2 separate regions of the Homo sapiens genome follow, and region 1 is linked to region 2. The links are chromatin loops, found by intact Hi-C in ENCODE. Cell type or tissue: PC-9. All regions are shown on one strand. Each heading gives the region's core, and the rest is flanking DNA. Links, peaks and the distances in the headings are about the cores only.

What was found. Hi-C counts contacts between places; a loop is a spot of excess contacts. Peaks named below come from ENCODE experiments on the same cell type or tissue, not always from the same donor. Only the 100,000 strongest peaks of a DNase experiment are listed, where the experiment ranks them.
Region 1: it touches region 2 in a loop (7-fold over the local background); 6 of 110 quality-filtered maps call a loop at or near these places.

The regions. Positions count from the first base shown.
Region 1 is chr5:72,428,388-72,443,988 of GRCh38, reverse strand. ZNF366 (zinc finger protein 366) reads left to right here. Exons shown (of 5, transcript NM_152625.3): 5 at 1-4,086. The coding sequence ends at 233. Among named protein-coding and RNA genes, the nearest start is that of ZNF366, 71 kb to the left of the region's middle. RefSeq lists a silencer at 5,615-5,704. In PC-9, for the core only: no CTCF peak of the experiment used is centred there; no DNase peak of the experiment used is centred there.
Region 2 is chr5:72,506,620-72,522,220 of GRCh38, reverse strand. It overlaps ZNF366 (zinc finger protein 366), which reads left to right and starts at 14,811. Exons shown (of 5, transcript NM_152625.3): 1 at 14,811-14,970. In PC-9, for the core only: no CTCF peak of the experiment used is centred there; DNase peaks (open chromatin) are centred at 6,800 and 7,770; H3K27ac peaks cover 2,436 bases.

The DNA.
Region 1 (15,601 bases), core at 4,079-9,078, 77 kb after region 2:
AGGATGCATCCAAGGGAGAATGGGAGAAGAGGAGCAAGGGTGACCTTGGGGCAGAGGGCGGCCAGGAGAGAGACTGTGCCGGCAGAGATGAGTGTCTCAGTCTCAGGGCTTTTCAGAGTACCCGGCGGGGCCCCTCTTTTTCTGATTACTTATACTTCAAGCACAGAGATGAGAGTTTGAAAGAATTACTGGAGAGGAAAATGGAAAAACAAGCAGTGCTTTTAGGTATCTAAGTGGACAGTTTTAAAATTACATTTGGAAAATGAGAAGGAGGCAGTTCAAATATAGCTTTCTGCATGAACTGTCATTTTCTGGAGACTGGCGAATAGTACCAATCTCTACAAATGGCTTAGACTAAATGAGCAGGGATGTAGGTAATGGAAAGCCTTCTCAGGTCATTCACGGGGCCCTTGATACCCTTCACACATGTGCAGGGTCTTCATCAGTGGCGTTTTATGCATTGCCAGTATAATAAACTGTGAGTATTCTTCCAGATATCTAATTGTAAGCTGATGCTGAGGTGCTTTTAGAAATTCTACTTTCCTTTGATTCATATGCAATACATGGTAAATTTCTAATTGCAAAAATATGGTGCTTGAGGTGTCACCTTATTAATAACTATTTAGGTGAATTTGTGAAGGTTATAATATTTTCCATATAGATGAAAATATTAGTCGTCATATATATAAAAATAGCCTTTATTCTATAACCAAAAATGTCAGAAATGGCACAGGAGGATGAGCTATTGAAGAGAATGCTCTCCAGTAGTTGCTGCAGATATAAGGTAAAATTTCAGGAGAAGAATAATTTTGACTAAGGGAAACTGGTGACCTAGAATACTTAGATTCTCTTGTTCTGTGTCGGCTGTCTTCATCAGATTGAGCATTTGGAGCATTATTTTTCAGATGATATGATGATGTTTGGGGCCCTGGCTCCTCAGACAAACCCTCACTTCTCGAGCACGGCTCCCTCCTGGAGACCATTGCTGTCTTGCTCTGAGGCCTCATGCCCCATAAGACAGATGCAGGGGCCGGGCGCAGAGGCTCACGCCTGTAATCCCAGCACTTTGGGAGGCCGAGGCAGGCAGATCACTTGAGGTCAGGAGTTTGAGACCAACCTGGCCAACGTGGCAAAACCCCTTCTCTACTAAAAATACAAAAATTAGCCAGGCATGATGGCAGGAGCCTGTAGTTCCAGCTACTCGGGAGGCTGAAGCAGGAGAATCGTTTGAACCCAGGCAGTGGAGATTGCAGTGAGCTGAGCTGAGATCACGCTACTGCACTACAGCCTGGGTGACAGAGTGAGACTCTGCCTCAAAAAAAAAAAAAAAAAAAAAAGGACAGATGCAGGAAGACTTGTCACCAGTGACCAGGGGGCTTTCTCCTCAGAGCTAGAGCTGGGGGGGTGACCTCAGAGAATTCTCCCAGAAATCTAAGCTCTGACTTATTTGGGGTACTAGAATAGTTGACAGCAAATCATTAGTAAAGAAGACTCTGGACTGTGTTTTCAGTGCTGGCTGTACATTAGAAGCATCTGGGGTGACCTTTAAAAAAAAACCACCAAACCAAGGCCTTACCCATTAAGATTCTGATTTAATTGATCTGGAGTGGAGCCCTAGGACTGAAATTTTCCAAATTGCTCCTGGCAATTCTTATGTGCAGCCAAGATTGAGAAGATTGAGGGGACTAAAATAGAACTCACCATTTCTGTGGCTTCCAGGACACTTCCCAGAGACTTCATAAGTATTTCTGTTCCTAGCCTCAGACTCTTTAAGGTTGAGAATAGGAGACCTCACAATCATACTGCTGACTTAGGCTTTCTTACCTGTCTGTAAGAGCCTTATGAGCGGACACACACAGTCTATATATAGATACACACTTTTTACATTATACTAGAAGATGATGCCTGTGATGTTTATGGTCACTTACTATGTTTAAAAAATGCATGACTGGCCTATGGTGACTCATTATTTCTTCCCAGATGCTTGAACCATGATGCCAGTGAGTGGAAATGACTCTATTGGGTGGGATGGGCCCAGCAGGTCAGACTTACTTAGGCACTGGCACTGAGAAAAGCAATACTGACTGGGTGTCGTGTACGTGTGACTGCCCATAGCAATAACCCTCTGGTACTGTGTCTGTTTATGTAAAAACTTCTTGTTTGGTAGTTTTGACTCGTATTTGTAGAGCTAGGTACTGGTTATTATTGTGCTTCATCCTATCCCAGATTTCCCAGTACATTCCTTTAGAAGACATGTCCATCTCCAACTGCTGGGGGCTGGCCTTTTCTGTAGGCCAAGGTGCTGCCCCATTAGCCCCACCTGGTTGTCATCACTCACCCATGTGTTGTGTCCATCTCTGACCCATTTCCCCTGCCACCTTGCCTAAAGCTTCTCCTGTCAGCCTCCCCACCACCATGAAGTGCTAAGAGTACTATGTCCTGAGGTAAGGGCACCTGCAACGGAGATTGTGAAGAGAAGACTGTGGGTTTCTGTGGTTACAAGCACAACTCTGGGTCAAAAACCCATTCCAAGTCCTCAGAGGGGCAAGTCCCTTCCATTCAGTATTAATATAGCTCATCAGTGCCTCTGATGAAATTGCCCAGGATGCTGGCAGTGTGGCCTGGGAGGCTTCCAGCTCTTGGGGTCTGGTTACACATTTATTCACACTGCGGCCATGTGTTGAGGACCTACTATGTGCTGTGTTTGACCACACGTCCTGTAGAATGCCGTTTGGTTCTGAGTATGCCTGGCTGGAATGGAAACCAGGAAATTCTAGAGTAACAGGCTCTAGTCCTTTCCAACCAAAACAAACCTCATGGGAATGTTTGAGGGACCAGTTAATGTTGAGACAGAGAGAGTATGGTCTAGAATGGTGGTTTTCAGATTGTGTTTTGAGAAGCCAGAGGTCATCTTTAGGCCTCTGAAGAGTGGTAAGGGGAGGAGAAGCTCTCAACTCCCACACCCACCTCACTCCAAGCAGCTCAAGTTCCATCTGATTTATACATTAGCATTCTAAGTAAAATTTTATTTGGAGGCAGTAAAAAGGTCTAGGAGAAATAAAAACAATTTGTTATGGAGTGTATTCCAGGGCCTGTTTTTAGTTGTTGACTCTGGGCATAAGACACTTAATTAGATCTAACCTGATGGTTAATACAGCATTAACCTGAGCACCAATGCTAAAACATTGGTTTTGTATGCTGTTGAGTGACCAACATCCTGGTTTGCCTGGGATGATCGTGGTTTAGACCTGTTGTCCCAGGATAATTATTCAAGTGTCACCTTAATTCTCAAAAGTATTCCAGTTTGGGTGAGAAATTACATGGACACTTTATGCAAGAGCACAGAGTTAAGGGAAGGGTTGGCCAGCCTTGCCTAATGAGCTGATGAACCAGAAGGCAAGCCTTGAAGGAGAGTCCATGTGGGCCATCTCAGAGAACTAAGGGATGAAGCCTTCCAAGATTACCAGCATTCCAAAACCAGAATATCATATTGTGAGACTCTGAAAATAGGTCACTACCAAATGCTTTCCAGCCTTTTGACCACTGTCACTTTGAACAAATCAATGGACCAGCAAAGTGGCATATTTTTCTTTTATTCTTTTTATTCTTTCCTATGATTACTCCTCATGTTACCTTTCAATTCCTCTTTCTGTCTCTCTTTTTAAAAATTTGACTCCCCACCGGCCATGAGACTAAGGCTGACCTTTCATAAACCCACAAGAGTAACTGGTATATTTGTATATGAGTAGTTGCATGAGAAAGCTCAATGTGCATACTGTATTTATTAAGCCCTGAACGCATTTAATAAAATATTAACATGGTGTTTTGAATTATGATCTTTGTCTGCTTTGCTGGAACAAAATATAACAGAGCTAACGTTTGAAATCCTTCGCATATTTGGACAACATTACACCAAATGTTGATTTTGTACAGAACTCTGGCTTGCTATTTAAAAACTAAAACTCTAAGTATATAGCAGCCCAAGTTGTGAATATTGCTTTCTGCTTCACTGAAAAAGCAGTTTACCTGAAAAGAGCATGTAACCTATATTTTGTTAATTTAAGCAAATAAAGACATGTTGAAAAAGCTGAGTTAATTATTTGCAGATAACTGAAATTTTGCAAGGAAGCTGACATTGTCAACATCTCACTCCTTCCATTATACCCTCGGCCAGGGTGGTTCCCAGTGCTTGACTCCTCAGCCCCAGGGATACAAGTGTGTTGGATTCTCCCTCTCTCAGGCTTCAGAAAGAGAAGAATGAATTTCAATCTATCTGCAGGAAGGTGACATCTTCCTCATCCTGTTGCCCTTTCCTATTCAGAAAAAAAATTATTCTGGAAGGATGTCACAGGCAAGTGGGAGGTGAAGGCAGGATTGTCTCATTCTGCCTCACATTCTTTGTAAAATAAAGTTCAACAAAGAGGCAGTAGACGCTATAAGCAAAAGCCCAAATTCTGCTCCCAGGTGGCCTGTGTTCAAAGCCCAGCTCTCCCACTTCCAATCTTTGGGACCTCAGACCAGTTCATGAACCACTTTGCACCTCATTTCCTTATCTGTGAGATGGGACTAGGAACTCTACCTTTTTCACTGGGTTGTTGAAATGACTTAAAACATGCAAGACACTTGGAATGTGCTGGGCTCACAGTGATGCTGAGTTAAGAATTAGGCACTGCAAGGTCGGGCACAGTGGCTCACGCCTGTAATCCCAGCACTCTGGGAGGCTTAGGTAGGCAGATCACAAGGTCAAGAGATCGAGACCATCCTGGCCAACATGGTGAAACCTTGTCTCTACTAAAAATACAAAAATTAGCTGGGCGTGGTGGTGCGTGCCTGCAGTCCCAACTACTCGGGAGGCTGAGGCAGGAGAATTGCTTGAACCTGGGAGGCAGAGGTTGCAGTGAGCTGAGATCGCGCCACTGCACTCCAGCCTAGCTACAGAGCGAGATTCCGTAAAAAAAAAAAAAAAAAAAAAAAAAAAGAATTAGGTACTGCGATTGTCAACAATGTGGCCAGAAGACTGAGCACTCAGCTTCCTGTCCTCAGCAGAAACCTCACAAAGTTGTGTCAGCATGGGGGACTGTCCATTCTTGGGGAGCTTCCCTTTAAAACAGCAAAACTGCAGCACATATTGAACACTGTGATATACCAAGCACACTGTGCCAGGTGGTTTACATAGTCGCATATGTATGTATATGCCCCAAATTACCTAGTTAGCAAGTTTCTCCTTTGTCTGTAGCAGGCAAAGCATATAGCCTATAGCCTGTTGGGTTCTCTGGAAGCAGATGCTGAGACAAATTTGGATGGAAGCTACTTATTAAGGATGAACACCAGTAAAAAGAGGGAAGAGGAAAGAAAGATTGAGCAGAGGAAGAAAGCAACCTGCAGTGCAGCCCTGACAAAGCCTCAGCCAGCATGGTGGGCAGCTCTGGGGCAAATGTTGCCCATCAGAGTTGTGCCAATTTGAACCGAAATGTCCATTCCTCTACACCCCTGCCTGGCTCAGTCACCAGATGTGGGCTTCCCCAGGAAAGGTGTGACTCTCTGCAACTGAGGCAGACCCCGAAGGAGCTGGCAGGTGGAGGCTGTCTGCCAACTGCACTCTCATAGCTCAGGTGCAAGTGCTTCCTTGAAGAGAGACTAGGTGACTCATCTCTGCCTCACCCCAGTCCACTTATTCATGCATATTCATGAAGCATCTCCTGCAGGTTCCAGTGGGCTTCTCTTCTCGATTGAAAACTTAGAAGAGAAGGTGACCACAAATTTCAGCCCCCACAGCTGCAATGAATCTAGGGACCAAAACTGATACTCATTTTCTCTTTCTCCATTACCCAGTCTAGACTCCCCTCACCATCAGATACCACCTCTGGCAGTCTTGGTGGTTTTCCTAGTGATTTCATCCAGGTTCTCATCTGCAAGAGGTCTGAGCCCTTGTCACCATGCTACTATGGACTGAATATTTGTGTCCCTCCAAAATTCATATCTTGAAACCATAATCCCCAATGTGATGGTGTTTGGAGGTAGGGTCTTTGGGAGGCACTTAGGTTTGGATTTAAGTTATGTATGGGGCCCTCATGATGTGATTAGTGCCCTTAGACGAAGAGGAGGAGACTAGGCCTTCTCTCTCTCTCCCATGTGAGGATGTAGCAAGGCAGCTCTCTGCAAACCAGGAACAGAGCCCTCACCAGACATTGAATCTGCCTGCATCTTGATGTGCACTTCCCAGCCTCCAGAATTGTGAGAAATAGATGTTTGTTGTTTTAGCCACCCAGTCTATGGTGTTTCGTTACAGCAGCTCATATGCTATTTGACATATGCCTTTTGCGGAATAAGGTTGCTGTGCCTGTTCATTTAACATCACAAGTGGGCCAGGAAGTATCAAAATGAGCCTAAGTAGGTCGTTGGGTTCAATACTATACTTCCTGACCCACTGTAACAACAGCCCTACTTCCTCCTGATGATCAGGTCAATTACCTCTGCCAAGATGGTGATTGTCTTCTCCTTGTCTTCTGTACCCTGGAGGCAAGGAATAAAAGTGTCCAGGTGGCAGCTGTGGCTTATAATTTAATGATACTCTTGCTATGTTCCAAGGTGAAAGTGTACCATCTTTGAGAATGGGAGTTTCTAACCCTGCAGAGCCCAGAGTTACATGATAAGAAGTACAACACCACCACCCCCTGCAACCCGCCAATCACCCCAGAGTGTTATTGGGAGTGATGGCAAGCGGGGCCACTCCCACTTCCTCTCCTGGTCCCTGGACCTATGCAGTCTTTCTATTAGGACATAGCAGCACATAAAAGTCTTTGATTCAATTATATACCAGAGGGTGGCACCCCATCCTTCCAGAGTATTGCCTCCAAGAAGCACTGTAGGGAGCTAGCCACTTCTGGGTGGTGCATATTTGATATGATCAGTAGATCCTGTGGCCAGGGCTCATTTCTAACCTCAGTTACTATAAGCTGAAGGCCATGGCTTGATGCGATGTTATATAGGATTCTATGCCAACATAGCAAGCATTCCATAACCCCATCCCTTGCATAGTAGTGCTGGCTAAGTTCCCATGAGCAGAAAAGCAAACATATACCCAGAGTATGTGTCTATGCCTGTAATGAGGAACCACTGGCCCCTCAGGATGAAAGGAGCTCATTAGAGTCAACATCTTACCAAGTGACTGATTGGTTTTCTTGAGCAGTGGTGTCATACTGGAAACCCATCACCAGTCCTCATGGTTGGCATGTTGGATATCCAGCAGTGGTAGTAGCTAGATCAGCCTTTGTAAATGCAGTTCTTGCTGTTGGACCCGTGTGTAATGTCTGCCAATGTGGCTACTTTGTTCACATGTTCTTTGCTCCAGCACTGGGGTGGCTGAAGTCAACTGGTGAGGTCATTTTTGTCTGCCAGGTTATTTAATGTCTACTCCATGGTAGATGCTATCTAATGATGTGTATTAACATGTGATATAAAGATTTTCATACTCTGTGTTCACTCTCATATGTCTATCCACATGCTCTACCCTAGACAGAGAATAATAGTGAATGCCTACTTTAAGTAAAATGGTGAAGAATTGCCTATCTGAGGAAGTGAAATTTAATTTGAGAACTGAAGTATAGAAGAAACAGGCCAGGGAAAGAGAGAAGAGCATTCCAGATAGAGCAGACAGCAGATGCAAAGGTCCTGGGAGATATATATATATATATATATAAAGTATGGCCAGTTTAACAATTCATTATATTAAGCATTCTGGCAAATAATTTTGTTTCTTCTTCTAGGAAACTGGTATCAACCTTGTGTCAAATGAGGGGATAGATAAGGTAAAATCTATTCATCATCTTCCACCTGCACAGACTGTTGTTGTGTCATTTATCATTGCTGAAGGACAGCTTCCCTTCCAACCTGTGGCAAGTCTAGCGAAGAAAACAGTTTCACTTGGAATGGCAGGTTATCCAAGTCAGGACAATATTTAAAATCCTCAGCAGTGGTTTTGCAAGAGTGTATACATACAAGATTGAGTCAATTGCCTCTCTTCACCCCTTAAGACGGTGTGGTAGAGCACAGCAGGAGAGGGTGTGTGCGGCAAGGTGAGGCTAACATGGAAAGCCATTGAGCAAGGAGGTGAAATAATGAGATTCAGTTTTTGAAAGCTCATTCTGACTATAGTGGATAGGGTTGGAAGAAAGCCAGGATGATGCTAGAAGACCATCAAAAGGCAGTTTCCATAATCTCTGAGAGATAATACTGGCCTGGATTAAGGAGGTAGCAAATAATTTAGAAATGAATGGTTCAAAATCTGACGTGGAGGTCCAATGGACTTGTTATACTGAAGGTAAATTGTAATAAGATGCATATTTTTCTAAGTTCAAAATAAAATGCCACTTGATATAAAGTCCATCTCCTCACATAATGACTGAAGGGATCAATTAGATTTTTATGCTGTCATGAAAACCGTGCTCTTCACTTAGTTGGCAGGAGGGAAGATTTACTAAGTAATGTATGTAAAACTAAGTCCATCTGGTTTCTCTCAGTTTTGCCTATGTTACAACTGGTGAAGAAGTAAATAGTCAAGACTGAGGAAGGCAATGAGGCTTCTCAGACACAGATTCTGGGAAGAAATGACAGAATAACAATGCCAAATGAACACTGAGTTAGAAGATCAGAAAACTAATGGAAAGGCTAGAATTTCAAGACCATCATGTGAGGCTGCAGAGTCCTTTTCATCTCCATAGACCTTGAGGACATCTTTGATACAGCCAATGAAGTAATACACCCATGAACATGAACTTGCACAATCAAAGAGTTAACAGTCTTTATTGTTTTTATTCACTGAATGGAGTCCAGATACATTTCCATTTTTAAAATACAGTTCTCAAAGGATGACAGTCCAGTTACCTGGAAAATTTTATCCCATGATCATCTTATTTAGCAACGGTGTAGAATAAATGAGATATCGTCACATTTTAAGTCCCAAAGTTAATTGGCCCATGGCATCACTGATAGCACGTTAAGAAGAAACAAAAACACCAAAACATGTGGAAGGAATTTGTTCCTGCCCTTAAGGAACACACTGTTCTTAGCTGGCCTGCTGAGGCTGGCAGGAACATGGCTAATGATTTCTGAAATCTCCTTTCTCCAAATCTCCAAAGCCTTAAAGCTAAAAATCTCTGTCCTGTGAAAACCCAGGTGTGAACACAGCCTGGTTCCCTGAAGCACTGTGGCATTTCTTTTTCTTTTCTTTTTTTCTTTTCTTTTTATTTTATTTTTTTCAACATCAGAGCTGAGCCAAGAGTAACTTCCATTCCCGTTAAAAACTCACTCTGCAAGTGGAGGAAGACATGCTCATTTGATAGCTGGGGAGTGACCCTTATGGGGTCCCTGGGGACCCAGTATCAGTGGCGCTCACTGTTTCCTCTTCCCTGGATGCAACAATATATTAAGGGAGAAAACAAAAAAGAGGAGGTTGGCTCTTTTCATGATTTTCCTTTTTAATTTTTGTTGAAAATGGAACAGTGTTCTCTTGATCCTTCAAACAAATGGAGGGGAAGTGGAAGCCCAAAAGTTTCTCTTACGTTCCCCAGAGAGGGTGGCTGTGTTTGTAGTGTGATGTGGGAAAGTCCTTGTGTATCTACTGCATTGTCATGGTGTACCAATGTGATTTGCAGTAGGAAGTGTGGGATGAATAGAATTTTTATGTAAGAGAGAAAGTGATGGAGCCGCATTCTTTGAATCAAAGATCTCCATTTGCCCTTCATCTCTAAGGCATGCTTCCCCTGATGCCACCCCTTATCTTTATTAGCTGATGAGAAAAAACATAAGAGCTCTCTCTGAGCCTGACCCAAACAATGAGTCCAAGCAGAAGTCCTTGCTACTCAGAATGCACTTGGGCAACGAAAGTGAGAGAGTGAGGGTACTTGGCAGGACACACCAGAGATCACACAGGCAATGTGAAGGGGAGGCGGAGGGCTATTAAAACTTCTGGCATCATACCTGAAGAATCATTTTAAACGGACGTTTGAAATACACCATGTGACTCTTTTCACAGAATGGATCTTAATAAACAAACGGTCTTTGTAAGGAAAATGGATAGATATATTAAGAGACATCAAAAAGATTACAAGGATAGTGCTTTCAGCTTAGAAATTCATCATATTAAGCATGCTGGCAAATGGTTTTGTTTCTTCTTCTAGAATGTAGCAATAATGAAATTGGTCTCTCTTTGTGTCAAAGCTTTTGGAAATAAAGCTTTGGATGAAGCAAGATCTATTCATCATTCTGGACTTGCAGAAACAATTGCTGTGTCATTTATCATTGCTGAAGGACAGCTTCCCTTCCAAACTGTGGCAAGTCTAGCGAAGAAAACAGCTTCACTTGGAGTGGCAAGTTATTCAAGTCAGAATAATATTTCAAATCTTCAGCAGTGGTTTTACAAGACTGTATACAAATGGCATAGAGTCAATTGCCTCTTCTCCCTCCTTAAAAACCAATTGAAAATAAAAGAAATATGAAATCCCCAGTAACGGCAAAGTCCTTACAGAAAAAAAAAAAAAGCAAAAATCAAAGCAAAGTTATGCAGAGCCTCAGAAACAGATAATTACAATGTCAGCCTCCCCAGGGACATTCAATAAACATTCGTCAGGTATACTGATGCATCTCTCTGAAGCACACTGTTAACAGGGTCTAATCCCCTTAGAAGTCACTCTAAGCCCCTCTCTGAAGACACAGGTGATTTTGTGGATTTCAAATGGCTCTATTTCCAAAAGCTCCATATGCCTCCATGCTATTAATCTCCTTACCTTCCTGCAGGGATACTTTACTTTTGATCTCAGGTTTATCTACTCAAATGCTTTGCCTTACTCAGACTGTTAGCTCTCTGAGCGAAGGGCCTGGCTACTACTACACCATCTTCAGCAAGGTTTTAAATATACTTGCAATTGGATACAGCCACTATCTCTTCTTCTCCTTAGAATTCCATCAGACCAAGATTGATACATGAATTTATCAGGAGAAGCCTTCAAGAGGACTTCTACAAAATGCTGCTATTTTAAAAGATGCATTTTCCACTATGGTTAATTAAAACTCTATGAGGAAGAGAGGAGCTTCCAGAATGATAATGTAATGATGCCAGTGAAACTTCTCTCCCAGGGAGACATCTATTAAACAGGTAAAAGACAATCACTCAAAAATCTTTGGTGATTGGCCAAAGGGCTTACAACAATTTAAGGAATATTTATTCAACAAATCTACAGAAACTCAGTAGTAACAGTGAGAGGCCATGGCAATCAAGCTAGGATCTTCACCCTTCCCCCTCCCCAGCTCCAGGTGGCTTGTCCAGTGGGCTTGGCAGCCAGGTGGCAACTCCCACCTCCCCAGCCTATACAGACAGAAGATCTCTCCTGGGTGGGCATCCAGGCGACAGTTTCCCCCACCCTCAGCTGCTGCTCAGTGGGGAGGAGCTGAGCGGAGAAGCTGGTGAGGAGTATAGCCCCTCTTTCCCCGCAATTCTGTGTTGTGGTGGAGCCGTTCTAGTGGGTTCGGCAGCTAACTGGCATTCCCATCTCCCCATTTCCTGGTGTAGGAAAGCTATTCTAGGCCAACTGAGCAGCCAATGAACACCAACAGGTTCCATTTCCCCTGGCTGTGCACTGTGGCAGACCTACACTGAGGGAGGTAGCAGAGCATGGTGGTGATGGTTGTACAACATTGTGAATATAATTAACCTATTCTTAGGTTTTACAATATCATCTTTATTGTTGTAGAAATACAGGCCAGGTGCGGTGGCTCACATCTGTAATCCTAGCACTTTGGGAGGCCAAGGTGGGCGGATTGCCTGAGCTTGGGAGTTCCAGACCAGCCTGGGCAACACGGTGAAACCCCGTCTCTACTAAAAACACACACACACACACAAAAAATTAGCCAGGCATGGCTGTATTCTCCTGTAGTCCCAGCTACTCGGGAGGCTGAGGCAGGAGAATTGCTTGAACGTGGGAAGTTGCAATGAGCCAAGATCGCGCCACTGCACTCCAGCCTGGGTGACAGAGTGAGATGCTGTCTCCAAAAAAAAAAGAGAAAGAAATATATACATAACATAAAATTTATCATTTTAAGTGTATAATTCAATGGCAGTAAGTATATTCTCAATGTTGTGCAATCATCCCCACTATTACCAGAAAATTTCCATTATCCCAAGCAGAAACTCTGCACCCATTTAACAATAATTCCCACTATCTCTTTTCCCCAGCCCCTGGTAAACTCTATTCTACTTTCTGACTCTGAATTTGACTACTCAGGTACCCTGTAGAAGTGAAATTACACAATATTTGTCCCTTATCTTAGGCTTATTTTACTAGCATAATGTTTTCAAAGTTGATGCATGTTATAGCACATGTCACAATTTCCTTCATTTTTAAGGCTGAATAATATTTCATTATATATATTTATACTACATTTTGTTTATCCATTTATCCATCAATGAATGCTTGGGTTGTTTCTACGTTTTGTCTGTTGTGAATAATTCTCCTATGAACATTGGGGTACAAATATTTATTTGAGTCTCAGTTTTCAGTTCTTTCCATTTTGATTTTGAGTATATACTGTCTTGATTCATTTTCTGCTGCTATGAAAGAATACCACAGACTGAGTAATTTATAAACAGTAGAAGTTTGCTTGGCTCATGGTTCTGGAGACTGGGAAGTCCAAGATTGAGGGACTAGCATCTGGTGAGGGCTTTGTTGCTGCATCATACCATGGCAGAAGGCATCACATGGGTGAGAGAGAGAAAGGGACCCACTCCCAAGATAATGGCATTAATCCATTTATGAGGGGAGAGTTTTCAGGACCTGACCACCTCTTAAAGGTTGTACCTCTGAACAATGTGGCAGTGGGGATTAAGTTTCCAACACATGAACTTTGAGGGACACATTCAAACCATAGCATATACCTAGAAGTGGGATTGCTGGGTCATGTGGTAATATTCTATGTTTAACTGTTTGTGGTACTGCCAATCTGTTTTGCACAGAAATTGCACCATTTTAAATTCCCGCCAGCAATGCACGAGGGCTCCATTATTCCCACATCCTCATTCAACACTTGTTATTTTCCATGTTTTAATAATAGCCATCCCAATGGGTGTGAAGTGTATCTCACTGTGGTCATAATTTTTTAATTAAAGCACTTGAATTCCTTTATATATTCAGCTGTTAATGCTGGGATCCATATTTACTTTCATAATCTCCCTTCTTTTCTCACGAATATAAAAATAAAAAATAAAAGATGAACTGTACCTGCTCCTCATAAATAGAAACTGGATGCCCAGTGAATTATATGGGGTTTATTCCTATAGCTGTGCTGTTGTTCTGTACCTCTTATCCTTCAAACAACAAGGACCCTATCTGGGTTTTGAATAGAAGCTTTGTCTTAGTCCATTTTGTGTTGCTATAAAGGAATATCTGAGGCTAGGTAATTTATAAAGAAAAGAGATTTATTTGGCTCATGGTTCTGCAGGTTGTTCAAGAAGCATGGTGCCAGCATCTGCTTCTAGCGAAGGTCACAAGCTGCTTCCACTCATGGTGGAAGGTGAAGGGGAGCCAGCGTGTGCAGACATCCCATGGCAAGAGAGGAGGCAAGAGAGAAAGGAGGTGCAGACTGTTTTCAATAACCAGCTCTCTCAGGAACTAACAGAGGGAGAATTCACACCCCTCTGCCCAGGGTGGGTGGGCACTAGTCTATTCATGAGGGAGCCCCACCTCTGCCATTGCCCAAACACCTATCATTAGGCCCTACCTCCAACATTGGGAATAAATTTCAACATGAGAATTCAAGGGGATGAACACCAAACTATATCAAGTCTTTACTCTAGTTAGGGCATTTTCTTCTGTTTTACCATTCCATTTTCTGTTTCCACCCTGGATCCTATCTTCCCTTTATCCTGCATTGCAAGGTGACCTAATAGCTAACTGTGCCCTTGGTTGACCTCTATAAAACTTGCATCACAAATATTGTGGGTTAATCTTTCCTAGGACTTGCCTGTGAATAGTAGACAAGCACTGCATCTTCCCTTTGGGTGGGTGGAGGTGGTGATGTGCATGCACAGGGAAGTAGCAGAACATGTATCCAACCAGGATTCAAGTTACTGGGTCTACCCCTTTGTTGAAGTTTGCACATTTTAAACTGTAAAAACTTCAGAAAGCAAGCAAGCAAAAACCCCAGAAAACCTCTATGGGGCTTTTGTTTGTTTAGAGAGAAAGAACCAACGTGGCTAAGTACTCACATGAGGCATTTAGTGATAAAAGCCTATACTTAGCCACTGAAGATAAGCTATAGTCATCATATGCAAAGCCTTGATACTTTGTTTCAAAGTTAAAAATTTTTCTGTAGTATTTGCCAACCAAGACTTTTCCCTTTGAAATCAAAACAAGAGGACCCACAGCTTCATTTACTCATTCAATGAATGTTCATTGAGCACCTGCTACATGGCAGGCACTGTGTTGGGGAGGCTCTGGAGACCCCAGAGTAAGCATTACAGATGCAGTCACTGTCCTAAATGAACTTAACAGTTTTGTGAGGCCATTATCAGTCTGTCAATCTGACTACCCTAATAAGCAACAATACATAAGCGATATAGAAAGCTCCCAAATTATAAGCAGAATGATTAAATTCCTTTCGAGGCAATGATCTAGAATTCTACTTATGTAAATTAACTAGGTATAATATTAACAACTATTACAATTATTACTTAAATGCGTACAATAGGTTGAGGTTGTCAATCTAGACACCTCTCCCCTACCCCAAATTTTAAATGTCTTCCCTGGCAGTAGAAATTCCTTTTCCGATGCTTTCCAAGGTAACAGTGGAGAAGGACTTGAGTGCTAAGTATTGTAAGAACCATGAAACATGGTTCCTGACCACAAGCAGTTTATTTCTATTCATCTAAGCAATAAAGTATAACATTTCTCTTGTCATAAGGTACATGGTTTAAGAAGGAATTTTAAAAGTCAAGTCTTACATTTATATTCAACTTTAAAATGTCCAAATCCTTCACACTTCTAGCTTTGATCCTTAGGGAGCTCATAAAAGCCAACTGGCTTGCAGTTATTTGTCTGAAGACACAGAATGATTTATTTGAGACCTCGTCCCCTGGCCCTTCACCCCCCAGCAAGTTTATGGAGAGTCAACACTAGAACACATGTTTCTCAATAGCAGCCCTAGATCTTTCCATCCTACCATGTTCAAACTTGCATTCCAGAAAGAATCACATTTCCCCTTAAATTTCTCCTGGCCACCATGGGCCCAGGAAGCAGCAGAGTTGAAGGGTTCTAGTGAAAGAACCTGGCTTTGACGTCAAGACAGACTCTTTGTGAATCCTGGCTCTGCCACCTGTTGGCTGTGGAACCGGGGTTACATACCCTTTACTTACTCTTTTTGAGCCAGTTCCCTCCCCTACAATAATTCAGGGTGGTGGTGACGAGCACAGGCTGTGGACTAGGGAATACCTGGGCTCTAGTCCTGGTTCTGTCTTACACTAGCTGTGAAGCCCTGGGGAAATTATTCCTCCCATCTAAACTTTAGTTTCTTCATCTGAAAAATTGGGAGTCATATAGTACAAACCTCATAG
Region 2 (15,601 bases), core at 5,216-10,215:
TCTAATCATCAATTATTGTGAGTAGAAGTTTCAGTTTATGTATTTATCAGCAGGAAAAATATCTTTCATAGCTTTCTATTTCTACTTTATGTTTATGAAATTGTTAGTCACTATAAAGCACTTTATATATACCAAGAATACATATATATATATATATATATATATATATATATATATATATATATATATATAAAACATATCCTACAGAACCAAAATTGTTATGTAGCATTTATCAAGTCCCTTTAAAGACCCAATCCGGTATGATATGAAATTGTTTATAATATAATTTTAAGTCGTGACTACTTCAGGTGTTTGATATTCAGTATGATAAATGTGTGCTTTACCAACTCATAAAAATATAATGGAAGATTCAGTGATCTATATATAACATACATACATAATATCATATCCCACCAAGTGTGCTTATTCATCCCACTGAATGAAAGTGTATTCCCCTTCCCTGGCCTCTTTCAGGTCTTTTCTCTATCCTCATCTTCTCAATGAAGACTTTCCTATATATCCTATTTAAAATTGCAAACTCCCCCACCCTATTCCTGCATTTCTTAATCTCTTCTTGTTTTTCGCTTTTCTCCATCATACATACTTATATACTAAACATTATATATCCTGGCTCTATCTATCACTGCCTCTGCAATCTTGGTAAATCTACTTAACATCTCAATTCCTCATTTTCCCTAGGTATAAAACAGCATGAAGAAAAGCATCCAACTCTTCTTCATCTGGATGCCTCACAGTGAGTATGGTGATAGATCACAAAGGGGGTTAAATTTTAATAAGATTGTTACCATTATTGTTGCATAATAGCATTTTTTATATTAATGTGCTGGATTGTAAGAAATGACCACAAATTCCTCCTATCTATATATGCACAAATACAGTCTAATCTTCATTCTCTTATATCTGGATAGCCTTATGACCTGCTTTGTGGTGGAAATGACACTGTATGTTTTAATTGCAGGCTTCAAGAGCCTATGTAGCATCCACTCTTACCCTCCTAGAACCCTGAGACATTTATGTGAAAAAGTCTGGGATAGCCTTCTTGAGAATGAGAGACGACATGAGAAGAGAGGCCCAGCCAACTTCTTGCATCGATTGCCAGTGAGTGAGAATGTCTTCGACCATATAATCCCAGTCAAGCCACTGGAAGAATGCAACCACCTAGGTAACAATAAACAAGACCAGCAGAAGAGCTGCCCATCAATCCCAGCCCCAACTGCTGACCCATAGAACCATGAGAAAATAAATAGAAAACTGAGACAGAAACTATTTGCTAAAGAGCAAAATTGACTAAGTCTTAGAAAATATTTGAATAGTTATTTGTCCAAGAAGCAAAAGAATAAAAGTTATACTCCCTTTTATAGTAATAAACCCCTACCTACCCAACTTTTCTGCAGATAATAATTTAAAACTTCAGAAAAATAGAAAAATATCTGAGGGCAAATAAAAACAGGCAGATATTACAGAAGAGTCTATACTTGAAGAAGGAAATACCACGAGTTAAGTTTTATGTTTTTCTTTTTTGTAGCTTTTATCCTGAGAGCAGGCTATAGCTGGTGCGACATGGGGGGTCACTGAAACTCAGATAGAAACCCACAGTTTTCCTGGCTTGCAGAACCAAATGTCAGAGTTCAAGGTGGCCACAGCTTCTTGAAAATAAGAGGGAAATTCCATGAAGGAGATAATCAGAGAGAAAGAAAGAGAGAGAAAGAGAGAGAGAGAGGGAGAAAGAGAGGACACCCAAATGTTGCCTAGAAATTTCTGGTTGAACCCTATGTCTCACATTTGTGGGACAGAGCTCAGGCCTCTCAGCTGAGGCTAAGAAAACAACTTGGATTTGAGCTGCTGCCTACTTCAGGGCATACAGAATTTGCAATTTGAATTCAGCCAAGATACCTGCCTGCCTAGAAAAAGCTGCACAATATTCTTTAGAACAGCATAACAGAATACAGAGTCTCTTCAATATATCATTTATAATAGACAGAATACATTCCAAAATTGCTCAACATTTGAAGAAAAAAAAAGACCCATTCTGAAGAGAAAAAAGAACAATTTGAAGATAATACAGGTGATAGAATTGGCAGACTAGATTTTAAAGTGGTTATTGTAGCTATACTTAAGGACATAAAGAAAAACATATTCCTAATGAATGAAAAGATAAGAAAGCTCAATAAAGAACTAAAAACTATTTTTTTCTTAAAAGAACCAAATAAAAATTCTAGAATTAAAAATTACAGTATCTAAAATAAAAAATTTACTGATTGGCCTTAACAGTAAAATAGAAATAACAGAAAAGTTAGTAAGCTTTAAAATCATTCAATAGAAGTTATTCAATGTGCAGAACAGAGAGAAGAGACATTGAAAAACAATGGGCAGGTCCTCTGGGAACAGTGGACAATATCAATAGGTCTAATACGTATGTAACTGGAGTCTGAGAAGGAGAAGAGAAAAAAATTGGTCAGAAAAAATATTTGAAAAAAAGTAAAAGGTGAAAATTATTCAAATTTAGAGAAAGGCATAAAGTTACAAATTTAGGAAGGAGAGCAATCCCCAAGCAGAAGAGGATTAAACACACACCTACACATGCCCACACACACACAGGAACATCAGAGTCAAACTGCTAAAAACCAGAGAACACAAAGGATCTTATTGTAGACTCATTCTACACCAAATAAAATACTACATCCAGAGTTTCATGAACTGTTTTTATTCAGGAAATTTTCAGTGTAGGATAAATTGCTGCTTTTCACTGGAGACACAAATCCTGGGTGTGAGGAGTTCATCCACACAGTCAGGGCCCCAGGAGGTGGGTGGTTGAGGAGGAGACTACCAGTCTTTCACTTCCATTTCAGCTGGGGAAGAGCTTCTGGAGGAGACAGGATGCTGTGAGCTCTCTGGAAGACAGAAAGATTTTGACATAAATAACTCTAAAATCAGGGAAAGAGAAGTGAGATCCTCATGGTAATCTTGAGAATGACCCAACCAGAGAATCTAGTGCCTTGGAGCCAAGGGAGTTTTTGAAATGGAATTAGCAGAAAGAAATCTGGGGGGAATGGGGAAGGCCCAGAAGATTTTGATCCTTACAGCATGTATTTCCTCATATGCTTTCCCTCCTTTCTCCCACAATTTAGCATAACCCTATTCAGGGTGGATCACTTTGAAACATAGGGAGGTAGATTCTTTCCCTTCCTTTTCACCAATAGATCAGAGATGTCTGGAGGTAGCTGCCTTGGGGAATGTGTGGCCTTGTTTTGACAAATGTGGACCTCTTAGTTCATAGAGGATGATGTTAATAATTGAAAACAAATAAATAACAAAACCTCCAAATGTAAACCCAAAGTTTGCTGCTTGTTATAATTATGTTTTTCATACTAGACTAGAAATAAGGCTATTGTGTTTTTGTTTGTAGTGTAAGCCTCTTTTTCTCTTTTTATTGCCCCTCCCTTACTTCTTCATCCCTCCATCCCACACCATCTTGTTTTAGGGGCAATATTCCCAAGGGAAGGTAGTAGTCCAAGAAATAGCTGGAGGCTGGTTGCCTGAGGTTGAGGCAAGGGCCTGGTGTGATCCCAGGCTGAACACCAGTGGGGAATAGTGCAATCCAGCAACATTATGGCCGGTCTTTCAGCCCGTCTGCAGCTCTTCCTGGAACACAGGCCTTTTCCTGTGTTTGAACTCACCGCCAATGGCTGTCCTACCAAAGGTAAACAGCAGCAGTCTAAGCAAACTACTCTGTTTCCAAAAGAAAGCTTTTAACTTTTCTTCTGGAGGAGGCAGGAGGGGGTTGTTTGAGGACTGGGTGGAGGAGAGAGAGGAGGTTAGACCAGAGGAAACACAAGTGACCCTGGAGCCTTGCCCTGCTGTGTTTCTTTCTTTTCTTTTCTTTTTTTTTTCTTTTCACCGCTCTCATTATTTTTGGCTGGCTCCTTTGTGCGTGCTGCCTCTATTCACTGACAGCTGCTTTGAACATCAGTCATATCAGGTCATGTGCCAAGCTGTGCGCCTCTGGTCACATCGCTCTGAGGCCTTGGGTTTTTTAGCTTCAAAGCATCTCACAAGCAGCGACCCGCCTCCTTCGGGGAGGGTGTTAAAAAAAAGGGGAAGCTTGGGACAGACTCATGAAACCTCTGGTGTTAAGGCTGGAAGCTTCGATCTCGTTTTGCAGAGGAAGAAATTAGGACTGAAGAAGTGTGGCAGAGGCCTACTTCCAGGGCCTTGTGGTCAGGACCGGGGGTAGAAGCCAGATCTATTCTTATCTAGTCTGAAGGTGTTCTTCCCACTCTTTGGATTTCAAACCAGATTTCTTAAGAAGTCTTAGCCTACCTCAAATGTGTCTCATTGATGATGATATTTTGAGAGCGAGGTGGGTGAAGGGGTGGGGCAAGGCGAATGCCCCATGGACAGAAACATCCTCCTCCTCCAAGTGAAGCCTCTTCTCTTTGGTCTCATTTACTCACATATTCATTCATTCAAAGTTGCTTGTTGAACAAATTTCACATGCCAAGTGTCTTCCAGACACCGGAATACAGCAGTGACCCAGCAAAGTCTGATTCCCATGAAGCTTACATTCTGTTGTTTGAATTTGTTTCCAAGGAGGATTATTTTTTGGTGAAAGAGTTCTGTTGATTTTTTTTCTCCTTTAAACAAAATAACATCTTTTCAACATCTAGCCTTCAGAGTATTAACTGGCATTCGTTAAGGACTTGCAACACTAGGTATAGTCACCATCTAAAGCAAATTAGCTGCTTATCTTCTAACCCATGGTAATGTAAAATCTATGAAGAAAAGACACCTAAAAAGAAAACTTGCCTAGACAGCATCACCTCCACTCACTAACAAATGTGGGAAAGAAATAAACAAGTCGATGGCGTAGTTGGTGAGTTAAACTCCTGTGGCTTGTAGTCTACAAAGGGACACTAATACATTCACTTTTTTGTTATCTCATATACGATACAGGGTGGTGAAAAAATACGTGACTATTTTACAGCAGACCCCTTGGTTGGTGGTGTGGTGAAGGTGGATGCAGCAGTTAACAGCCTTAGTCAGTTTCAGAGTCAAACTTTGAGAGCCACCCACCTGTGAATATTCCCACCTGGGATATTTGGTTTGAAAAGTTAGAGCCAAAATTGTAAACTAGCAGCCTCTCAGCTGCTGAGTATATCACTTATCTTTTGTTACATAACAAATTATACCAACACTTGCTGGTTTTAAAATAAATGTTTATTATCTTATAGTTTCTATAGGGCAGGAATTCAGAAACAGCTTATCTGAGTGGTTTGGCTGAGGATCTCTGATGAGGTTGCATTCAGTGTGGCAGGGGCTGCCATGGTCTAAAAGTGTGACTGGGCTGGATGCTGGATCCATTGCCAAGACAGTGCACTCAAAAGGCTGTTAGTGGGAGCCTCAGTTTCTCTCCATGTGGCCCTCTCCATAGATTACTTGGGTATCCTCATGACATGGCTGCTAATTTCCCCCCAAAGCAAGCAATCCAAGAAAGTGTAAAAAAGGAGGGAACCCCAATGCCTTCAGTGACTATGTCTTCTAAGTCCCTTACTGTCACTTCTGCCTTATCCTGCTTTTATGTCCAACTCACACTGAAAGGATAGGTAATTAGATGTCATCTCTCAAAGAAAGGAACATCAAAGAATTTGGGGACGTATTTTAAAACCCTAACACTAGGTCCCCTTCACACATATAATTTATTTTTTTCTTAAGTTATTTTATTTTATTTTATTTTGAGAGGGTCTTGCTCTGTTGCCAAGGCTTGAGTGCAGCGGGGTTATCACTGCTCACTGCATCCTTGACCTCCCAGGCTCAAGCAATCCTCTCACCTCAGCCTCCCAAGTAGCTGGGACCACAGGCGTGCACCACTCTGCCCAGCTAATTTTCTTATTTTTTGGCCAGGCGCAGTGGCTCATGCCTGTAATCCCAGCACTTTGGGAGGCCAAGGCAGGCGGATCATGAGGTCAGGAGATCGAGACCATCCTGGCTAACATGGTGAAACCCCGTCTCTACTAAAAATATACAAAAAATTTGCCGGGTGTGGCGGTGGGCAGCTGTAGTCCCAGCTACTGGGGAGGCTGAGGCAGGAGAATGGCGTGAACCTGGGAGGCGGAGCTTGCGGTGAGCCAAGATTGGGCCACTGCACTCCAGCCTGGGTGACAGAGTGAGACTCCATCAAAAAAAAAAAATTAAATTAATTTTCTTATTTTTCTCCTGTAGAGACGGGTCTTGCTATGTTGACCAGGCTGGTTTCAAACTCCTGGCCTCAAGCAATTCTATGGTCTTGGCTGCCCAAAGTGTTGGGATTACAAGCCTGAGCCACCATGTCTGGCCCAATTCTAAAATTTTTAAATTGTAGATTCCACATAAGTATTCAGATTTTTTTCTTACTTTTTAAAAAAAATATGGTCACACTAGGCCTATGTGCTCACAAAACACTTTATATTGAACACAAACTCTTTAATTTGCCATACTCCCCACCAAATCCTCTGTATTAAACATAGCACACTTATTTAACACATGTGTGTTACCTGCTTGGATGATTTAAAAAGTTGAGTTTAGAGCTAAATACTGATCTAGATTTAATGAGACTGGAAGACATGGCAATGGAATTGAAGAAAGAAGCCTGACCCCTGGTGTGAGTTGAATCCCAGAAGATTGGGAAATGAGACACGTTGTGGGTTTTCTTAGAGTGGCAGCAACCTTGCATTACACCTGCATAGGACTGTAGAGATGACAGGGGCAACTGTGGCGATCTGGGCGTGAGGCAATAGTCAAATAGATTTGGCAGACATTCTTGTGGTGGAACTTGACACTGAGTGTGTAGAGTCACCAGGGGAACCAGCCCCCTTGAGAGGACCATGAATGACCCAGCGTGGATAAAGGCTCGGTGCTGTCTTCCTGAAACTGCCTGAGCCCTAGGTCTGGGACTACCTAAGGAAGGATCCATGTGGGATCCATTAAAAATAATGATATAGAACTGTTAGCCAACTTTGTCAAGGAGGGGAACTCTAATCATATTTAATTTAATGTATAAAAATAAATAAAGTTATTTCCTGTCCCTGGTGTGCCACAGACACATAAATAAGCATTTAGAATGCTTGAAGAGAGCCTACAAGCAGAGGAAAAGGCTTTACAACCTCTCTGGAGGAGACTGTGAAAAGGTGAGCTTTACTAAATTACGGAAATGAATACTGGAGAATGATTAGCCTAATAATAAACCCACAGTTGACAGTGCACTCAAAAGGCTGTTAGTAGGAGCCCTCCGTTTCTCTCCATGTGGATCTCTCCATGGGTTACCTGGGTATCCTCATGACATGGCTGCTAATTTACCCCCAAAGCAAGCAATCCAAGAGAGAATAAACAAGGTCATGCCTGTAATCCCAGCACTTTGGGAGGCTGAGGCAGGCAGATTATCTGAGGTCAGGAGTTCGAGACCAGCCTGGCCAACATGATGAAACCCTGTCTCTACTAAAAACACAAAAATTAGCTGTGCATGGTGGCACGTGCCTGTAATCCCAGCTACTAGTGGTGGCTGAGGCAGGAGGATCACTTGAACCTGGGAGGCAGAGGTTGCAGTGAGCTGAGATTGTGCCATTGCACTCCAGCCTGGGCAACAGAGCGAGACTCTGTCTCAAAAAAAAAAAAAAAAAAAAAAGAGTAAACAAGGAGGACTTGTTTTACTTGTAGTATGACTACAGCCATTCCCCAACTTAAAAATGTTTGTTTGCTCATACCAGATATTTGGAGCTCAGACTGCATGTTCCTTGGTGGTTAAGTCCGCAAGCCAGTTGTGATATGGTGAAATATATATTTGGCCTTGGTCCTCATTTCCTGGCATACAACTCCTAAAATCCTTGGAATCTTCAAAATGATGTGTCTTTTGGTATGCTAATGAGTTGACTGGTGGCCGGCAGCCCAAGGTAGCTTCAGAATGGGGGCTGGTCACAGGAAAGACCAAGTTGTAATTACAGAATTGGGACTCTCAGCCTCACCCCCCTACCTCCAGGAAGGGGAGAGGGGCTGAAGGTTAAATTGATATCAATGGCCAATGACTTACCCAATCATGCCAATATAATGAAACTTTCATAAAAACCCAAAAGGACTGGGTTTGAGAGCTTCTGGATGGCATGCCCAGAGAGGACATGGAAGTTTCGCCCTCCTTCTTCCATATTTTGCCCTATCCAACTCTTCATCTGGTGTTCATTGGTATCCTTTGTAATATCCTTAATAATAAACTAGTAAATGTAAGTAACCTGAGTTCTGTGAGCTACTCTAGCAAATTAATTGAACCTGAGGAGGGGGTCATGGGCATACTGATTTATAGCTGATTAGTCAGAAGTACAGGTGAAACAACCTGGGGCTTTTGATTGGCATCTGAAGTGGAGGAAAGTATCATAGGACTGAATCCTCAACTTGTGGGATCTGATACTGTCTCTAGGTAGATAGTGTGGACACTGAATTGAATTAGGACACCCTACTGGTGTCTACTGAAGAATTGGTTGATTCCTAGGTGTGTGGGGAAAACTCTCATACATCTGGTGTCAGAAGTGTTCTGTGTTGTGAAAGCATAGCAGGAAAAACTGAGAGTTTCTTTCCTATATCCCCAGACTAGTTCTTAAAACCATATGTGCTGGAACTCTGTTATAACACCAGCAATCTACAAAGTGTAACAGTTTTCTTAGAAATTTCAGCCTGGGTTCTACATGGAACGCCTGGGGTACATTTTCCCCAATGCTAGTAGTTCAAACACTGAGTTCTACTCCATCCCTCCCACTTACCACTCCTGGGCTAGCTTGGAGGATGCCACTAGCTTTTTGGTAACAGCACTGGGTGTGTGTTAAAGGAAAAGGAGCTCTCTGTTGGGTGAGTATTGAGAAATTTAGACATGGGACAATGACAGCAAGGCAAGGCAAACAGACAGGAGGCTGGGGTGGAATAAAGGAGGGTAGGCACTCAGCTTTGGAGGCTCTGGAAATTGGGGATGGCAGGGCAATGGTAGATGTTGCTGTTTGAAAGTAGGAAGCTTTCATAAGCCAGTTATTCTTAGGCCAGGCATTGCCTATATTAATTCTCCAATAGACTCTTGTCATACAACATCTGAGCACAGCTCTCAAACTTGGTTGTCCTATGACCTCTCCAGGCACTGACATTGAAACCGCCTTTGCAAAAATTATAACTGAGGAAATTACGACAGTGAAAGAAATCAGACCTAATTGACTCCGTCTTGCTTCTAACCTTTAAGCTGTCCTTGTTCATTCCTGGGCATAGGCTGAACTAACTTTGGGAAGGAATTCAGTTCATGGTTTGACTCTGAAACAAAATTGAAAATAGCCCTTTCTGGAAAAGACCCCCTTCTTGCCTGGGGACCAGTCTACCTTTGCAGGACTAACAAATTAGCTATAAGATTAGAAATTACAGTTTATGGGTCATGTAGCCTCTGGCTCCAAGAGACTGAGCCTCCCCAAATTGCTTCTGGGGATAACATCACTGTTGTACAACCTAAGATCAGTGTTTGAGATAGTTTGCAGACCCTGCACTGGGTGGATCAGCTGACACCACCTAGACTGGTAATCTGGCTCAACCAGTTCTGCCATCCCACCCAGGAACAGAAGACAGCAAGAAAACCTGACTTCCACCCCCTGTGATTCCATCTCCAACCTGACCAATCAGCACTCCCCACTTCCCAAGCCCCTACCCGCCAAATTATCTTTTAAAACTCCAATCCCCAAATGCTTGGCAAGACTGATTTGAGTAATAAAAAATCTCCAGTCTCCCTCACAGCCAGCTCTGTGTGAATTACTCTTTCTCCACTGCAATTCCCCTGTCTTGATAAATGGGCTCTGTCTAGGCAGCAGGCAAAGTGAACCCACTGGGTGGTTACAACACGCCCACCTATGTCTCTTGATAGGCCCTATTGGCAGGATTGAACTTAGCCTAGATTTTTACAGCTGCTCATCTGCTCCCACTCTTGTCCTCCTTCATTCTTTGCACAGTGACCAAAAATAGTCTTTCTGAAATGCAAACCTGATCATTCTATACCCTTAGTAAAATCTTTAATGATTTCCCACCCTTCTCAGGATCAAGGTCACAATCTGAACCCAGACCTGTCTGACTGGCCCTTGCATGAGCTGCTCCTCACCATCTTCCCTGACTCATGCTCATTCTTGAGGTCTCAGCTGACATGCCATTTTCAGGAAGAGCCTCCTGACCTTCTTGCCCAGATTTGGTCCCCTGCTATATGCTCTTGTAACTCCCAGACTTAATCTTCAGAGCACTGACTGCCGTGGTAACTGTTTAGGTATTCAGGTATGGTTTGTTTGATTTATTTAACGTATCTCTCCTCTACGAGGCAATAAAATCCAGAAGCACGTTAACCACACCTAGCATGGGGCTTCCTGGTCCATAAGACATGCTTATTAAAGGGTTGCCCAATGAACCTTTGTGTCTATTATAAACCTGTGGTTCTCCAATTTTAGGGAGCAGTCATTAGTTTTTACTATGCGACATGCAGTGCTAGTTTAGAGAGCAAGGTATGTTAGCTTTGTGGTTAAAAATTAGGGCTCCGAGCCAGAATTTCCTGGGTTTGAAATCTACTATTTGTGTGGTATCAAGGAGGTAGTATGATGTCTCCATTACTCAGTTCCTTCATCTGTAAAAAGGGCAGGGGGATGGTGGACGATAATAGCACCTACTTCATAGGACTGTTGTGATGACTAAGTTGGTTTGATGTGTGAAGTGTTTAGAAGTGTCTGGCACATGGTAAGTATGTGAAAGATGTTAACCTATTCTTATTTACTCCAAATACTGTACAAAATAGATGTGTTCTTATCCCCACTTGTCATATGAAAAAACTGGATGCATAAAATAGACTTTCTTCAATAACTTGTCTAAATGAATCCTTCATATTATCTTTTCATGCTAAAAAAAAATTTAAAAGGAAAAAAGAAATGAACATTCTCACATTTTTGAGAGTTGGGACTTGGAGGCTTTGGGGGTTTGGCAAGTTGAAGACAATAAATCAAAGAAACTAAGGAAGTTTCAAAGCAGTTTCAGGCCGGGGACTGCGCCATCCCCCCTGCACTTTCATATAACAAAACTCAGCATGTTCGTGAGAAGCCCAGAGCGGGGAGGAGAGACACATTTTCCATCGAATCTGTAGTGGAGATGGGGAGCCGCTGGAGCATGACTCAGAGCAGCAGGAACTAGCATCTCCAGGTTGCTGCAGGAAGTGAGAACAGTGGCTCCTAACCAGTGCCCAAGCGCCTCAGGAACTCTGCCAGTGTCTCCAAAGGCATGGCCGTGTCCTCAAATCAAAGTCATTTGATTTCTTTTTTTAAATCTATGCTATGCATCCCCTTTGAGAGGAAGTGAGTGCCAAAGGATACCAAACAGAAAGACTGAGTCACTGGAGTGGCCAATCTTCCTGGAGAGAGATGAGTCCTGCATCAGGCTTCTAAAAAGACATCTGGCAGGGACAAGAATATTCCTGGCAGCCCATTTGTAATGGCTCCAAACTAGAAACAATCCAATGTCTGTGTTAAGTAGAACAGACATCTAAATGGTGGTATATTCACAGAATGAAACCCTATCCAGCAATGAGAGCGAATGAGCCACAGCTACACTCAACAATAGGGACGAATCCCATGAATATACTATCGAGGCAAAGAAACCAAATGAAGTGCAAGCCAATGCCATTTTCATGTAAATTCAAAACCAGGTAATGTGCATCCATGTCAGGTGCTGGAAGTCAGGGCACCTGAGAGGAGGTAGTGACAGGAGGGGCTTGGGGGGCCTCTGTCCTCTTTCTTAATCTGAGGGCTGGCTACTCAGATATGTTCCTTTTGTGAAGTTCCCTGACCGGTACACTTACGTTTTGTGTACTTTTCTGAAGAATATGTTCTATTCCAAACCTTTCTCCATTTTCTCCTACGCTGCTACCTCCATGACCTGAAGTCAAGTTAGTCTGGGAGTCAACAGATAACCCCAGAGTCTGTGTCATTGGAAGCTGGTGCCATACAAATTAGGACGCTTCAGAGGCAGGACGCCATTTTGAGTAGAGCACCTATTTCTGTGGTGCTGGTTCTGAGGGTTAGGGTCACAGCACTGTCCTCACCTAGGTTTCTCTCCTGTCCTCCTATCTCGTCCCAGGGGTGGGCAGCTCCTCTCTCTACTCAAGTGATCTCTATGATACGCTGTGCAACATGGGGCTTTCCTGAGGGGTGAGAGCCAAGGCCATATGCCATTCCTGCTCATGCGTCTCAGTTGGATCCTTCACTTTTAGTCAGGATCCAGATAGGCCAGGACAGAGTTAGAGCTCCAGTGGACTGATCAGAAATCTGTCCTGCCAAACCTAATGGGAGGGTTAGGAATTTCTGCTCCTGACACCCAGTGGGTGGTTTCACAAGTTTTAGAGGGTGACTGTTCAGGTGACTGGCAGCACAAGGAAAGAGGGAAAAGCCTTTTCTGTGAATTTCACAGGCAGGGTTGCAACGCGGTGTGAGCATGGAGCAGCTTGGCACAAGGCAGCCTTGAGAGTCCCCTGGCTGGCTGCGGGGATGATGTCAGATCCCGACTGGATGCTGCCCCATTCAGTCAAAGCCGTGCAGCCTGAAATGGCACATGTCCCCATCCAGGCTGTCTGGGCGGGTCAGCTGGCCTGGAGACAACAACACAGCCTCAACGTGACAGTCCCCACATTCTGCAGACTTAAAAGGGAAATCCTTTGGATTCTGCCTGGACTCCTGGGGCTCAGCCCTGGCCTTGCCTTGAGGGTGCAAAGAGGAGTAAAAATATGGGAAGGCCTGTGTGCAGCTGCAATGGATTCTTCAAGTGATCAGAGGCGGTTTCCTGCCTGTGAGGAGTTGGTACCATGAGCGTCTTGTTCCTTGGGTCCCTCCTTTCCTCTGCTGCTGATGCCCCGCACACCTTGCCCCCTCCCTATTGCTTCTCCTCACCCCACCTCACTCCCAAGGACGTCTGCTTTTTTATTGTGAATTTCAGCTGCCTGCTTGTTTCACCTCCGGTTACTCAAAGGTTTGCCCCAGTGTTTCTCCCCCTTTAAAAGACTCCATTCCTAGGCCTTCCTGCTCCATTCCCTCATGCCCTTCCCTGGCTTTCTCAGATTTTCATTTTCATTTCCCTTCCCATTTCTACAAAGGCAGGATGTAGAGGAAGGCCAGCAGAGGGCAAAGAGCCCGAGAGCCGGGATCAGGAGACAGGAACGTGTTGGCGTGTGGCTCTAAGCGAACCAAAGAGACTGTCTCTGGTCATCCGTGTTCCCCACTGTTGGTGAGGCTGGGTCACCCAGGCCAGAACTCAGTGCCATGGGTTGTGCCAGTGTTGGTGCTGTGGCGGATGCAAGGAATGGGACTCTGCTCTGGCTTGTGCACACCTACCGAGTAACAAAATCTTCATGTCTCTCTCTGATACATGCACACATATTCAGATAACTAGATAGACAGGGAGATAGATAGATATATGGATAGATTAGATAGATAGATGATAGATAGATAGATAGATAGATAGATGATAGATAGACAGATAGATGATAGAAAAATATCTGTCAGAATAAAAACATAATCCTATAGGCCAATAAGGACTCAATCAAAATCTTACAGGGTCACTGAATCAGAATCATTCTTCCCCTGAACTCACTTTCATGACTCTTTGCAATCAGGTGTATCTGTCCACCCCATTTTTTTCACAGTTGGGTGAAATGAGGAAGTAGTGTAAGGCTGGTTTTTCTTTTGCTGCCACAAAGGTCTACATAACTGCTGGTTCCTGTTCACAGTGAAAATGGTCCTAACCAGATGAATAAGGGACACAAGAGACATAACACAAATCAGAGAAGTTAAAACCAAGCTTATTCCTAAGTGCAACTAGCCTAAGCAAGCTCATGCCTGCCTGCTGAAGCCCCAAGTCTTCTACCTTGATAAAGGTTACTCCCTCCATTTTAACTGCTCCTGCCTCCCCTATCTTTTTTCGAACACCATGGCTGATTTATCTAAACCCTATGCTGCTTCACAGTATTTTGAAAACAAATTAGAAATCTCCTTCCAGTTTTCCAGAGGTGATTAAATCCAAGACGCCTTAGGAATGTAGAGGATAGAATAATATAAACAACAGATCTGAGATAACCATGGCCGGCAGCAGTTGTGGTTAGTTGCTTCTTTTCCTTTTTCATCCATCAGTGATGGAAGCTGGATTGGGTCCACTGTATAAAGTTCGGTGGGCATAAATCTGCTATTTGATCCTGGAAAAACTCTAAGGATCTAGAGTCAGCGAGGAATTGCAGCAATGCTGGTGTTTCAAAGGGCCTAAGAAAAGCCAGGAGTCCTGGCTGCCCAGCCCCGACACTGTCTTACAGGCTGCAGGTTTACCTTGGTTAGCACAACAGGCCAAGCTCTCCCTTGCTCTAAGTCGACATGACATGATTTGTTCCCTTTCGGCTGTGTCAGTTCTGCAAACCAGATACCAGAGGCTGCAGGCTCAGGAGAGCCTGCCTGTCTGGAACACCGTTTGTTTGGACAGGACAGGCCACTAAGGCGTTTCATCTCTTTAAAGCTCCCAGGGCAGAGAACATATTTGAGGAATTCCTTTTTTCAAAGATTTTTTTTTTTTGCCCCTTCCAACATTTTGTTTAAGAGAAAATGAGATGTCTATCTTCTGTTTCCTTATTTTTTTTCAGGAAAGCAAAGGGTTGTTGACTTCCTCCCTCTCCCCTCCCTTCCTTCCTTCTTCCCGAAGGTACTCATCTGAGAAAAAGAGAACGAAGTATTGTTCCTGTTCTCTTTCTTAAGTCATTCGAAACACTGTCCCTGCGAGTTCTTTAAGTTCCCTGCAATCTGTACACAAGAGAAAGAGGGAGAGAGAGAGGGAGAGAGACAGAGAGAGCAGGGATCAGGTAAAGGAGTGGGGCTGCTGCAGCCATTCAGACCTCAGGAGCTGGTAAGTTACCCATGCAATCATTTCTGCTTCCTTTTCAAGGTTCCTGGGTGGATACTGCTGTGGGCATCTTCAACAGAAAATACCTTACTGGGAGTAGTCCTTAACCAAAGGGTATAAGTGATAGATGGCCCAGAATTTCAGCTAATACTTTTTTTTGGTAAGAGAATACTGATGCTTTGCAGAACTAAGGCTGGCAAAACTAGAAATAGAATTACATTGGGACTAAAGAGGACACTGCGTTAAATCTGAATTTTGGCACAGATCATGTGGCTGGGAGAACCAGGAGCCACTGGCGTGTGAGATGTGTCCCACTGGAGAATTTGCTCTTCCTCAGTACTGTGTCCTGGGAGCCTTATCAGGGTGTCTGTTAAGGACTGTGGTTTGCTCTGGGGTTTTTGTTAATACGTTACCTGGATTGAGGTGCCCTTCTCCTGTTCTTTTCTTTCCATTCAGCATCCCCCTAAAGGAGGATTGTTAATTGTTATATGATGGTTATTCTGCATCACTGAAGTAGAAGGGAAAGAGAGAAGGGAATGTCACTTGGAAATAGTTCTGCATGTGGGGAGCTTATGTGTTCAGGTTCCCCATGCGGGTTGAGTGTAAATTTATTATTCACTGTCAGTGGAAGATG